Regions from separate parts of the Homo sapiens genome. Here region 2 is linked to region 1. The links are chromatin loops, found by intact Hi-C in ENCODE. Cell type or tissue: endothelial cell of umbilical vein. All regions are shown on one strand. Each heading gives the region's core, and the rest is flanking DNA. Links, peaks and the distances in the headings are about the cores only.

What was found. Peaks named below come from ENCODE experiments on the same cell type or tissue, not always from the same donor. Only the 100,000 strongest peaks of a DNase experiment are listed, where the experiment ranks them.
Region 2: it touches region 1 in a loop (4-fold over the local background); 1 of 110 quality-filtered maps calls a loop at or near these places.

The regions. Positions count from the first base shown.
Region 1 is chr1:222,991,777-222,997,942 of GRCh38, forward strand. DISP1 (dispatched RND transporter family member 1) reads left to right here. Exons shown (of 9, transcript NM_001377229.1): 7 at 237-334; 8 at 3,109-3,206. Among named protein-coding and RNA genes, the nearest start is that of TLR5, 150 kb to the right of the region's middle. In endothelial cell of umbilical vein, for the core only: no CTCF peak of the experiment used is centred there; DNase peaks (open chromatin) are centred at 2,945, 3,535 and 5,005; H3K27ac peaks cover 1,983 bases.
Region 2 is chr1:222,889,084-222,895,249 of GRCh38, forward strand. All of the region lies in intron 1 of DISP1 (dispatched RND transporter family member 1), which reads left to right. Among named protein-coding and RNA genes, the nearest start is that of DISP1, 77 kb to the left of the region's middle. In endothelial cell of umbilical vein, for the core only: no CTCF peak of the experiment used is centred there; a DNase peak (open chromatin) is centred at 3,218; H3K27ac peaks cover 1,377 bases.

The DNA of each region.
Region 1 (6,166 bases), core at 757-5,756:
TTAACTTGTCATTGTGTTTGAAGATTTTGTTGTAGTAGGATGAAAAGGTGAGATTTTCTTTTTTTTTTTCTTTTTTAGAAGTGAGAAAATTAATGTTGGTTGCTTCTTCTAATCCTTTCAACTTAATATCAAGGACTAAGCAGGTCATGGCTTTGAGGAAGTAATGTTTCCAGTATGCTTATCAGCTTTGAAATAACGAGAACTTTATTGAAGATCAAATTGTCGTTCCATTTCAGCCATCGGGATGATAGATGGTCAGATGATCATTATGAAAGAGAGAAAAGAGAAGTTGACTGGAACTTCCACAAGGACAGCTTTTTCTGCGACGTTCCAAGTGAGTGACATTGTAGATGAACAAACCACTCAGCAGTTTGCTCGCATTTAAAATTGAACATGATCACAGTCTAGACTGATAGCCGTGTGTGGCTAGTCACACAGCTTCACTGTTGCTGTTGAACCTAAAGAAATTTTGGCTAATTAACTTTTTCTTTTACTTCTCTAGTTTAGTCAACTACTAGTCTGAGTTTATTATATTATTAAAATTAATGAAAAAGTAATGATTGAGTTTTCTTATTTTAAGGAAGATATAAATCTAATGAAATTCTTGACCTTGCCCAACATTTCAAGTCTTTTTAAAAATTCCTTGTACTATTTATTTCTAGATCAAGTACAGGTACATATTTTTGCATTGAACCTTGAAATAATCTGTTGAATTATTAAAAAATTATTTAAAGTTCCAATTCATTCTAAAGTGAATCAGAAAATGGCTTAAAGTTCTGATTCATTCAAAAAGCAATACTATATTAAGAGCCTTCTGTGTGTTACCTCATCACTAGGCAGTAGAGGTAGAGAGGTGAAAAAAATAAAGTCTAGAGGTTCAAAGTTTGAATGCCTCAGGGGCCTGGCATATAATCCAAGTGAATAAAGCTAGCTAGGTGTGACAGGAGAAGTGATGGTGATTGTGGAACACTAAGGAACATCTGCCCTGTCGAAAGAAATCGGCTGCTACTTAGCCGCGACAAAAGATGGGGTTCTAGAAATGAGGGCCCAAATGTTGCAAGAACTTGCCAGAGGTCAAAAACCCAGAATTTTTTTTTTTTTTGAGACAGAGTTTCGCTCTTGTTGCCCAGGCTGGAGTACAATGGCGCAATCTTGTCTTACCACAACCTCCATCTCCCAGGTTCAAGCGATTCTCCTGCTTCAGCCTTCCCGAGTAGCTGGGATTACAGGCATGCACCACCATGCCTGGCTAATTTTGTATTTTTAGTAGAGACGGGGTTTCTCCATCCGTGTTGGTTAGGCTGCTCTCGAACTCCCGAACTTAGGTGACCATACCGCCTTGACTTCCCAAAGTGCTGGGATTACAGGCATGAGCCACCGCACCTGGCCAAGAATCCAGATTTGAATGTGGAGCCATTAATTCTCTAAATGTTGGCAACAAATTCACTACCCAAAATTTGCTGTAACATGGAGTCAGCCTGATTACTCTGCAGCTGCCAGAGAAGAAGGAAGGCACAGCCTAGAGGACATGAATATAAGTATGTAAGCCATTGATTAGCCATAGTGATTAGGATTGAGGAATTGTGGATAGTATAATTTTTAATTAAGTGAATATTAACATTAAAGCTCTTTTGATTTCAGCTTTTGCTGTTGGTGTTGAAAATCCCTCTTAAATGTATTTTTTCCTGTCTTATTAGAACACTAGATGACCTGATTGGATCTTTGATGTTTCTGGAGTTTACCAAGTCTCAGGGTCTTTATTTTGATCACTTACTCTGTATAGTAATAGATAGTAGGAGATGAGGCAGAACCTTATACTGATCCCAGGAAGCAATACATGTTTCCTTTTCTGTCTCTTCTCTTAAAAAACATTAGGAAATTGAACTCTGGTTACTTGCATGTTCTGGCTGGTTTATTTCTCTCAATCAAAGTATTAGTATATATTATTGCTTAACCAACATCTGTTAGTTATGATCTTAACCAGGAAAAACATTACATTTCAATAGTCAACAGTAAATGCTGTCTCATAAGTAGATTCTGCCTTGACTAAAGCCATTACCAGCTCTATGTAAATGAAATGCTTCAGTTTCTACCAGGCTGATTTTGCTCTCCAAAATCAGTCAACATGAGATAATAGCCAAAACTTCATGATCATAAATAAAAACTTTTATAATAAAGCTTTATTCATAAATTTACCAGCTTATTTGTTAGCACAATTAGACATTTTAACTATCATAAAATTAATCTTCTTTGTTTTATGTGGTTCATATTCTTTAATACGTGGTTCATATTGTTTCTGTTCTGAGGATACAGAAACAATATTGTTGGGCATCTATTATTATCTCATTTAATTCTCACAGCTATTTGAGATAGATATTGCTGTCTGCATTTTACAAATGAAGAACCAAGGCTCAGAGAAGTTGTTAGTTGCCTAAGGTCACGTAGCTAGTAAATGACAGGACCTGGTTATATCCTAATCTGACTTTAAAGACCATGCATGCTCTTTCTGGTATATCATACAACCTCCCTTATTCAGAAACATATTTTTTTGTTAATCTGATTTTCAAAATATTTTTTCTAGCCTCTAGTGTACCAGAGAGACCATGTACTCGACCAGAATGTGGCCAGCATTCTGTACTTAGTTGGCTGTTTTTAGCGATTTTAAATAGATCACCCACCATCTCTCCTCTCTAGTTAGCTGCCAGGGAGAACATCCCTATAATCCATTCTTGGTATTCCCTAGTGCATCTTTTTGTATTAGGGTGATGTGTTGTGAAATTAAGAGGGATATATTCAATTCGTTTCCTGTTGTAAATTCCTGTGGATTTTTCTTCCTATAGTCTGACCAAAAATAGATTTGCTATATAATTCATACAATTTTAAGATGTAGTGAGTAGACAAAGGCTTTGCGCTAAGACAATATTATGGCATTGCTTTTTTTTTTCTTTTAACATTTTCTCCTGGAATTTATCAAAGGAAAGAATTTCCTGCTGCTAATGAATCATCCATGTGGTTTCCCAGTTTGAATTATTTCCAAATCCTGAGTCTTATGAAATAAATGAATAATTTATAAACCTTTTTCTTTCCTTTTTTTTTTCATATCACCAGGTGACCGATATTCCAGAGTGGTATTTACTTCATCTGGAGGGGAGACATTATGGAATTTACCTGCAATTAAATCAATGTGCAATGTAGATAATTCCAGGGTATGTAAGATAAAAACTAAAATCTCCTTAGCACAAATAAGGTTGTATTATTGAAACTCCTTTTACTGCTGACCCTGGTTTCTGATCAGATGAAAGTACTTCAGAGGCTTACCTACTGAGGAGTAAACTCCAGCAGGCCAGCTTTGCATTCTTTCAGATCCCAGGATCAAAGTGTCCGTGTTTCCTTCAACTTTAAAACATACCATCTTCCTTTTTCTTTCCCATTCATGATCTCTGGCTGTTGATGGTGTTTTCTGTTATTTCACATAGTATTTCTTTTCAGTATAATATTTAAGACTGTTTTTCTTCTTTTGTTGTATTTTTATTTCCTAACCTAGTTTCATTGTTCCCTATTTCCTGCCCTGAGGCAGTTGTCAGCATCTTAATTGTGCAATGAAATGCCTGCCTCTCTGGCAATCACTGGGTCATTTGGGCCAGTGACCTCAAAGGGAAATTTAGGGAGCAGGCTGGGAAAGGGGACATCAAAGAGCATAAATACAGTATCTATGTAAATGACCACAGTAATCCAATCCAAACTGCCCTGAATGCTAAACACCTTGCTGCTTCGGGAGACACCGGGATGCAAGAAGACAGGCGCTTTGTCTCTCAGTCTTCTCTACAGCCAAAAACATGTCCGCATCAGAAAATGTAGTGAGCTTCTGGGTTTGGAAGAGCTGTCAATTTCATATGTTCAGAGATAGTTTCTCTAAATAGAAACTGCTATCTGATGTCACTAATGAACTTGTCCAAGCATAGCAACCAGCATAAAAGGAACTCTTTGTGTTCTCAGCATAACTCTAAAATGTAAAATGACTGGTTAAAAAATCGAATCATGTGCCGTGCTGAGAGCTAGCCTGACCACCTCATGCAATCACCTGTTCGGTCAACAGGGAAATTTCTTAATGAAATAGGCAGTAGAAAGGAAAGAAGAGATCACCCAAACCAGCAGTCTCATTGTACTAACATGAGTACCTTCTAAGAACTAAGTATCTTAACCAGGTAACCTAGTTAGTTGGTCCCAGACCTCCCAGATTTACCCCATCCTTCATTCTAAGAGGCTGTTTGTACATTTTGAAAATGACTTTCCAATCGACTGAGGTATCAGGATTTTCTGTCAGTGCTATCTTCCTTTCACATAGACCAAAGCCACAAACGATCTATAAATAGACCAAAGTTTCTTAATTGGTGATCAATTTTTATTTGTGATGTTTTCTTCTCTTCTACAGCTATCAGTTCCTTATTTGAAGGCTATGAACCTATTTCTCTTTGTCATGCATTAGGATACTTCTTATACAGAAAATTAACTCTAAAGTTGTAAATGTGTAGCGAAATTTACTATGTGCAAGACTTTATGCTGGGTACTTGTACATCACTCACAGTGGATCTGTGACCTTGGAATTTACAATGCATTTTACACGGATGATAAATTAAGCTAAGAGAAGCTAAGCCAGTCTGGTTACTTTATAATCTCACCTTGGATGAGTACAGTTCATTAATTTCTATTCCTTCTTGTCCTCATTCTTCTACCTTTGGTTGATCTTCAGACCTTCCCTTTCCTGAAGACTCTGAAGTGATTGAATTCACTCAGTTAATTAATAGCTGATATTTAGTGAGTATTTACCATGTGCCAGGAAGTGTTCTAAATACTTTAATACATTATTTCATTTAATCCCAATGACAGTGTTGTGAATTAAATACTAAATAGCCCATTTTTCAGTTGAGGAAAGTTCACATCTTTGGTCAGGGGCACTTCCAGGATTGGAACCCAGCCAAGTTGAACTCCAGCGTCTGCCTTTACCCACCCTGCTTTATGCTTCTAGTGAGGAAGATACCTCCCCCGTTTTGTTTCCTGTATATGCCATTTCCCACACAAATGAAGCTTAAAAAGTCACTGTGGTCTGGAATAAGTATCCTTTTTTTTCTTAAAGAGCTAGCAATTTATTCCATGAGTACATGTTAGACTCTGAGACTCAAAAGCCAGTAAGCAATAGTACGCCATGGTGGCTTTCATAAATAAAAGTAGTATAGTCTCTCATCTCTCCTCTCTCTCTGTCTCTCTCTCTCTCTCTATATATATATATATATTTGTAAACTACCTCAACATGATTTATATAGATAGATAGATGATAAAAATCATCATGTTGAGGTAGTTTACAGAAAAGCATATGCAAAGGATGAGATAAATAAGTTGAATGAAATACATGAAGGGAAAACAATGGGAGGAAAATAATAAAGCTAAGGATGAGATTTATACTAATGCACACCCCACAATCTTGTACATTTGCTGATGGGAGCTGCAAACTTATCTGTAACCTCCCAGCAGCCAGAGCAAAAAGGATTCACAATCAGTAACAAAAGTCATATAAATAGGGTAACAAGTTTGTTTTTTAGAAGCCCAGCTTTTCCTCCTGCTAAGACGGGAGGAGACAGTTCCCCCATAGTCTTCATAAAAGAAGTGTGACACTGTGTACAAAATTTTTAACAGCGTGCTTAGAAGAGATACAATATTAAAGTTCAGCTGATTTGCAAAACATAGGTAGGCTGGTAGCAAGAAAACATTACAGTAAAAGCATTTCTATAAGAGATCAAAGCAATGGAATCTATGTGGCTTTCTAATGGTTTAGCTTGTTGCATTTGCATAATTTAGATTATCTAAAGGAATAGATGTACTCTGCTTGTCTATCTTTCTACCGAGTTGATAAGGATAGGACAGCTGTGAGTTTAAGTTTGTAATCCCTGGCAAGAACAGTACAACTACATGTTTTTAGTACATATTTTCTAAGTCAACAACTAAAAGCATTATCTATATGCTTTGGCAGTTAATTAGGAAGAGAGCAGTATTGCGGTGCTCTTGTGAGAATTTGAGAAACAGACTCAAGACATGTGTCAAAATGAATGGTTGGTATGGCCAATTATAGATCCATACCAACAAATGAATAAATAGGTGATCAAAGCCCCAA
Region 2 (6,166 bases), core at 397-5,396, 100 kb before region 1:
CCTAAGATTCCAACTCTTTAAAAACACACTTTATAATTTGGGTGGAGTATATTTTATATTTTTTATTACACTATATGGCATATTTTGGGAAAAGGTATTGGGATTCTTCTGAGGTCAAGAAGTTTTATGTTAAGAACAGGAGAAGAAAAAACCCTCAAAATCTAAGTAGGCTAGTATTAAATAAATTGATGTTTAATCCTTTGAAAGCCAGGGTTTTGCTTGGTATCTAGTTACCTTGTATACCTTGTCTGCTGAACTGATTGAGGATGGGTGATTCTGTTTTCTTCCAGGAAATGCTTTTCCTCAGTTCCTTAAGCCTCCTGTTTAAAGGGAACTCTTTCAAGAGATTTTCTGATTAAAGATGAGAGAATGCAAACAGTAGCACTTGGGATAATATCTTCTGGCTTTTGTGATACAATTTTTCTTCCAAATGTAAATTTTTCATTGGGTTGGTTTATCATTTTCCCCATGCAACTATTTTTTTTTTTTTTCACAGAGCCACGTTTTATTATAACTACATGAACTATATATGCCTTGGGGCAAAGACTACACAAAACACAGAAACAGGAAATGCCTGTTAGGTTAAGAGACATGGGATAATGGGTAAAAATATCTTTTAAAAATTACTTACTGTTGTCAGCATTACTGCAGTAATATAAAATGAAGACAATTTCTGATTTCATTATCTTGAAAACTTCTTTTACACTTGTACTTTTCCATTTTGTTGTTTCAGAGCAGAAACCTTAACCAAGGAAGTAGTGAAGTTCTGTATTTTTATTCTATGAATTTAAATCATTTTGAAACCAGTCATAGCTTAGAGCTGTGCCTTTCAAGCTGTTTTATTGGCATATGTTTCTAAATATTAAATATCAACTGGAAAGTAGAAGTAAATTAATGTAACTAAAAAAGATTTACTTTAGCATATGAAAGGTTATCATCTCCAAACTGTTAATATTTACAAGTGATTTTTTAAAGTGATAAGCTTCCTTATAGTGAAATACTTATTAAGTAGGCTCATTTATTCAACATGTATAATTATTTATTGCTTTCTATATGACCAGCTTTCTATATGTTAAGAACTGGATATATAATCATTAGTGAGCAAAACATTTATGGGTTCTTCTATTGGAGTTTATGCATTAGTTCATTTGGTAGATAATTGTTGAACACCAACTATGTGCCAGACACTGTTCTATAATTTAGGGTTGTGCTTTGTGGAGGGAGAAATAAGTAATAAATGTGGTAAGTGCTTAAATAAATGATTAAGATCATTTCAGATAGGGATCAGTACTTCAAAGTGAGTAATACAGGGAGAACTAATGAAGTACCTGAGCTGATCTACTTTACAGACTAGTAGAGGAGATAATTTTAGTATAATTAATCACATAGATAAATATGATAAATGCTGTAAAGGAAAAGCAATGAGTGTTTATGAGAGCTGATAAATGAGGGAGATAAGGGATAGTTCATTTTGGGGGAATCGGGGAAGACTTCTGGAAGAAGTAACATTTGAGCTTAAATCTGAGCTACAACTAGGTGTTAGTTTTCTAGGGCTGCCATAACAAGTATGACAAACTGGGTGGTTTAAACAGCAGAAATGTATTGTCTCTCAGTTCTGGAGGCTAGAAGTCCAAGACCAATATGTAGGCTGGGTTGGTTCCTTCTGAGGGCTATGAGGGAGAATCTGTTCCATGCCTCTCTCTTATCTTCTGGTGGTTTGTTGGAAATCTTTGGTGTTACTTGGTTTGTAGACACAATAGCCTGATCTGCCTTCACATTCACATTGTGTTCTCCCCATGTGCTTGTCTGTGTCCAGATTTCCTCTTTTTATAAGGACATCAGTCATACTGGAGTAGGGACCCACCCTACTCCAGTATGAACTCATTTTAACGAATTACATCTACAACAGCTTTTATTTCCAAATAAGGTCACATTCTGAGGTACTGAGGGTTAAGACTTCAATATATGAATTTGAGGGGGACATAATCCAACCCGTAATACCAGGAGTTAGCTAGATGAAGAGAGGAGGGGGGATGACTTTTCAGGAAGAGAGAACAGCATGTGTGAAGGTATTGTGTTGGAGAAGCATGGCTCATTTAAGAAATGAAGTGTAGCTGAAGCATAGAAACTGAGAGGAAGAGTGAAGTGACAATTCCGGAGACATTTTGAAGGTAGAATAGATAGAGGGGACCTAATGACCAGCTGAACATGCTGTGAAGGAAGGAATAATCAAAGATAATTTCCTACCTATAGCTGTGATGAAAGTATTTTCACCATTTTCAGGTAGAGATATCCAGTAGAAAGATAGAAATTTCTTTCTATAGATCAAGGGAAAGATTGAAGCTGGAAATAAGGATTTGGAAGTAAACTATATTATAGGTCAAAAGTAGGCTAAAATTACTCAGGAAGAATGCTTTTAGATGAGAGGGCTGAGACCTAGAACCTTAAAAAACATCCATATTTAAAGAGGGGGCCAGAATAAAAAGCCAACAAAAAAAACAAAAAAGCAGGAAAAACAATATGCAGTAAGAAAAAGTAGATGGATTACTGCTTGGGAAACCAAGCTAGAAGAGAGTTTTGAGAAGGAGGGATTGGTTGATGGCATCAAATGCTACATGAAGGTAAAGTAGGATGAGACCTGGAGAGAGATCTGATCTCATTTGCCAGTTTGAGGTGATTAGTGAGTACAACAGGTTATAGAATAGTGAAAGTGGAAGCCAGGATTTGGGTGTGTGTGTGTTGAGGAGTAAAAGGCCAATGGAGAAGAAGAAGGAGTAAATATAAACAACTATCTTAAGAATTGGCAATGAAGGGAAGGTGATACAGGGAAGCACATACAAGTTTTAGAAGATGGTAGAGAGCTTAGGAAGATCTTGTATGACTGAAAACCAAGAGCAAGAAAATTAATGGGGGTGGGGAGAGGAGAGGAGAGGAGGGAGTGATACCTTACATAAAGATACGTAAGAGAAGTGTTCCCATTTAGGATTTGCTTCCTGGCATTTCTCAGGAATTTTATGTTTTTCTAGATTCCCAAATGCTGAAAAATTTGGTGGGGAAATCAGGAAAACAGGCAGGGTATTGTAATTTTCCTTCACGTTTAGCAGTCAAGGCAGAGGTTACTGATTAAATTCATGGACATCAAGTCTGCAGCAACAGCAGGAAACATGACACAGAGAGTCAAAGGTTAAGATGGCTATTTCTGGGAAGCTGGAGAGGAACACAGGACAGAAAGCTTCACGTCTTATTGTGGCTTTGCCGTGTACTAGTGTGTATTCCTAGCCCTGACTACTGCTAATGGTGAATCATTCTTGCAAATAACGTAAGTATGAATAAGCTTATTCACATAGTATATTTTGTATATGATTCCAGTGAGTGGTGTCCCGAGAAATAATAAGTTTTGACAGCAAAATCTTAAATTGGTCATTTGGACATGTGATTCTTTGTAATGCTATTAATGTTGCTAGGAGATCTGAATGTTACGTTACTTGAATACTATACCTAATAATGTTTGCTGAGGGCTTCCAGTGTTTGGTATCTGCTACAGGCTACGATTATTTGTAAATACTTTTGACAGAATAAATGCAAGAGATGATCACAGTGTGGCTATGGAACACTTTGATGTGAAATCAGAAACATCTGTAATCTGGATTAGCAAAGCAATATTCACTTTAATGGCAAAACCGAAATCAGTGCAAGCATACAAAATATTTTTATTGTTAAAGAAGAAAATGAGCTTAAATGAAGCAAAATGTGTTTGAATGTCCAGCTTGGTGATCACACCAACATCTATGCAACATGAAAGAAAGTTTTCTATGTCTGGAATGTTTGTCATGAAATAAAAGTCAAGTCTCAAGGCAATTAATGTTTTATGTGTTTTAAATTTTTATTAAAAATTGGTGGCTTTTAAATATCAAATATTTGTGATATCATCTGTAAATTTTTAAATAATTTCTATTTGACATGTGTTAATGTTTACTTCACTTGATGTTTTCTATTATTAGATGTCTATATCAGGTATAGATCATTTTTATGTTACGAAAATATCGATCTTATCACAATACCACAATATATTGGTTGATAATTATAAACCATGCCTTTATTATTAAATCTTTTGTGTTAAGAAAACTACTAAAACTTTAGTGGTTTTCTATTAAATGGATAATAACCCTATCATGGAAAAATTATTCACTGTATATAATAATTACTGTCACTCATTATTGTCATGGGATCCTTGGGATGTTACTTCGCCAACTGGAAACCTCTGTAGCTGGCGGAGCCTTCTTCCTGAGCACTGCTTGTGCCTGCTGGCCTCATTCCGCCCACTCGACCTGGCAGGCTGTGCTTGGCTCATGCTACCGGCCCGGATCCCACACCTGCCAAAGGCAAGCCAGGCATGGAGCGGTGAGGGCTGTGTGGGCGAGTGAGTGTGAGGTCTGGCTGCTGTGCACAGACAGCTAGGCACATCAGCTGCTGTGGCAGGGCGGGCAGCCCCAGGCGCCGGCACTGACTCCATGGAAGGCTGCGGCTTGACCAGATGTACTGCATGCAGCTTCCACTGCGGGCACCCATGTCTGGATGAGGGGAATGTGGTGGTGCCTGGAAGCTTGGAGATGCCAGGAACTGCAGAGCCCCAAAGAGAGTGTCACAACCCTGGCTCCGGGAGCTCCTAGATGTGGGCTCCCTTCTCTCCTTCTTGTTGCCCACAACGTGGCTAATGGAGTGGGGGCGTGTTTCAGCCCTGTTTGTGTTACAGCTCTTTCAGCCCTGCCATTCAGCAGGTCCTAAGTTCTTGTCCCGTGTCCAGGAATAATGAGGTACATGGACAACTGGAGTGTGAGCAAGGTGGAGAGGAGCTTCATTGAGTGGCAGAACAGTTCTCAGGAGACCCGAAGTGGGTAGCTCCCTCCCGCAGGCAGGTCATCCCTACAAGTTGAGGAGACGTGAAGTGGGTAGTTCCTTCTCCCAGCCGGTAGTCCCCATGTCTGTGTGAATCTGACTGGGTGGGTGGTTATGGGTCTCATAAGGCAGGAAGTGTGTACTGGTTGATCCATGGTTGGGCCCAGAAAAAGCTCCCTAAGTTCTCACTCCCGGTGCAGACTTCACCTAGAACTGACAGCCCGGTCCCCAGGCTTCAGGCCGTCCCTGGCTTGAAGGTGGGGCTTCACCAGGGACCTACCCCTTTCCACCCAGGAGCCAGTCTGCCTCCTGACACCGTAAGTCACTTTAGTCCATCGCGCCCAGGCTGTTCCTGCAGAGAGGCACCTGCAGGCCAATGCTGAGCCACCCTCAGTGCCCCCTCGGGCTCCCTCCCATACTTGTAGGCACCCAAAGTCCAGAGGGGACTGAGGCAGCAGGGGGCTGGAGTGTTAGCACTGCCTCAACTGTGCACACACCCGCCCGGGTTGCGACAGCGCCTGGACTCGGCTTCAACTTTGCTCCCAAATCAGAGCGAGTGCTGGGAGCAGGGAGCAGGGGGAGGCCAGGCAGCAGGAGCAGTCACTTCCAAGCCTGTGGGGGCAGGGGGCTTCTCGGGCCCCCAAGAGTGCAGAGATGCCTGGGTCCGCAGCCATGGCTGGGTGGCTGTAGCTGCGCCTGGGAGCATGGGGCTCCTGCTTTGCCAATTCGGAAATGGGTGGGGCTCCCACCTGTTCCCGCTCCCGCTGGCTCCCTGGAACAGGCACCACGAACCCGGCTGTGCCTCCCCTGCTACAGCCGGCGACGCTGCAGCGGCTGCTCCAGACGGGCTGCGGGTGCCATCATTATTATTTTAAAACACATAAATAAATATTTGAAAAATACAGAATAACCTACGAGATTGAGAATTCTTGTAGATTCCAATTTATTTCCTAAAGATTTAGAAACACCACCTAAGAGATTGATTTGACCCAAAGGCTGGGATTAAGGACCCACAGGTAGAAAAATAAGCATCTGAGTAGGGACACCCTTTCTTCTTTCCTTATTTTGGGGGAAGGATTTCAGGATGGGTAGAAATACAGATGCATTTGAAAATCTAGAGAATAGTCTCAGTTTTCTTTCCAAAGGAGTACACTCACATTTCTTAATTGTGATGGGCAAAGGGCAGGGCTGAGATACCAGAGGTAGGTTGTTATGGTTTGGAACAGCTGACCAGGGATGAGCCTAAGGAGATACTGTCCAGTTGAATGCT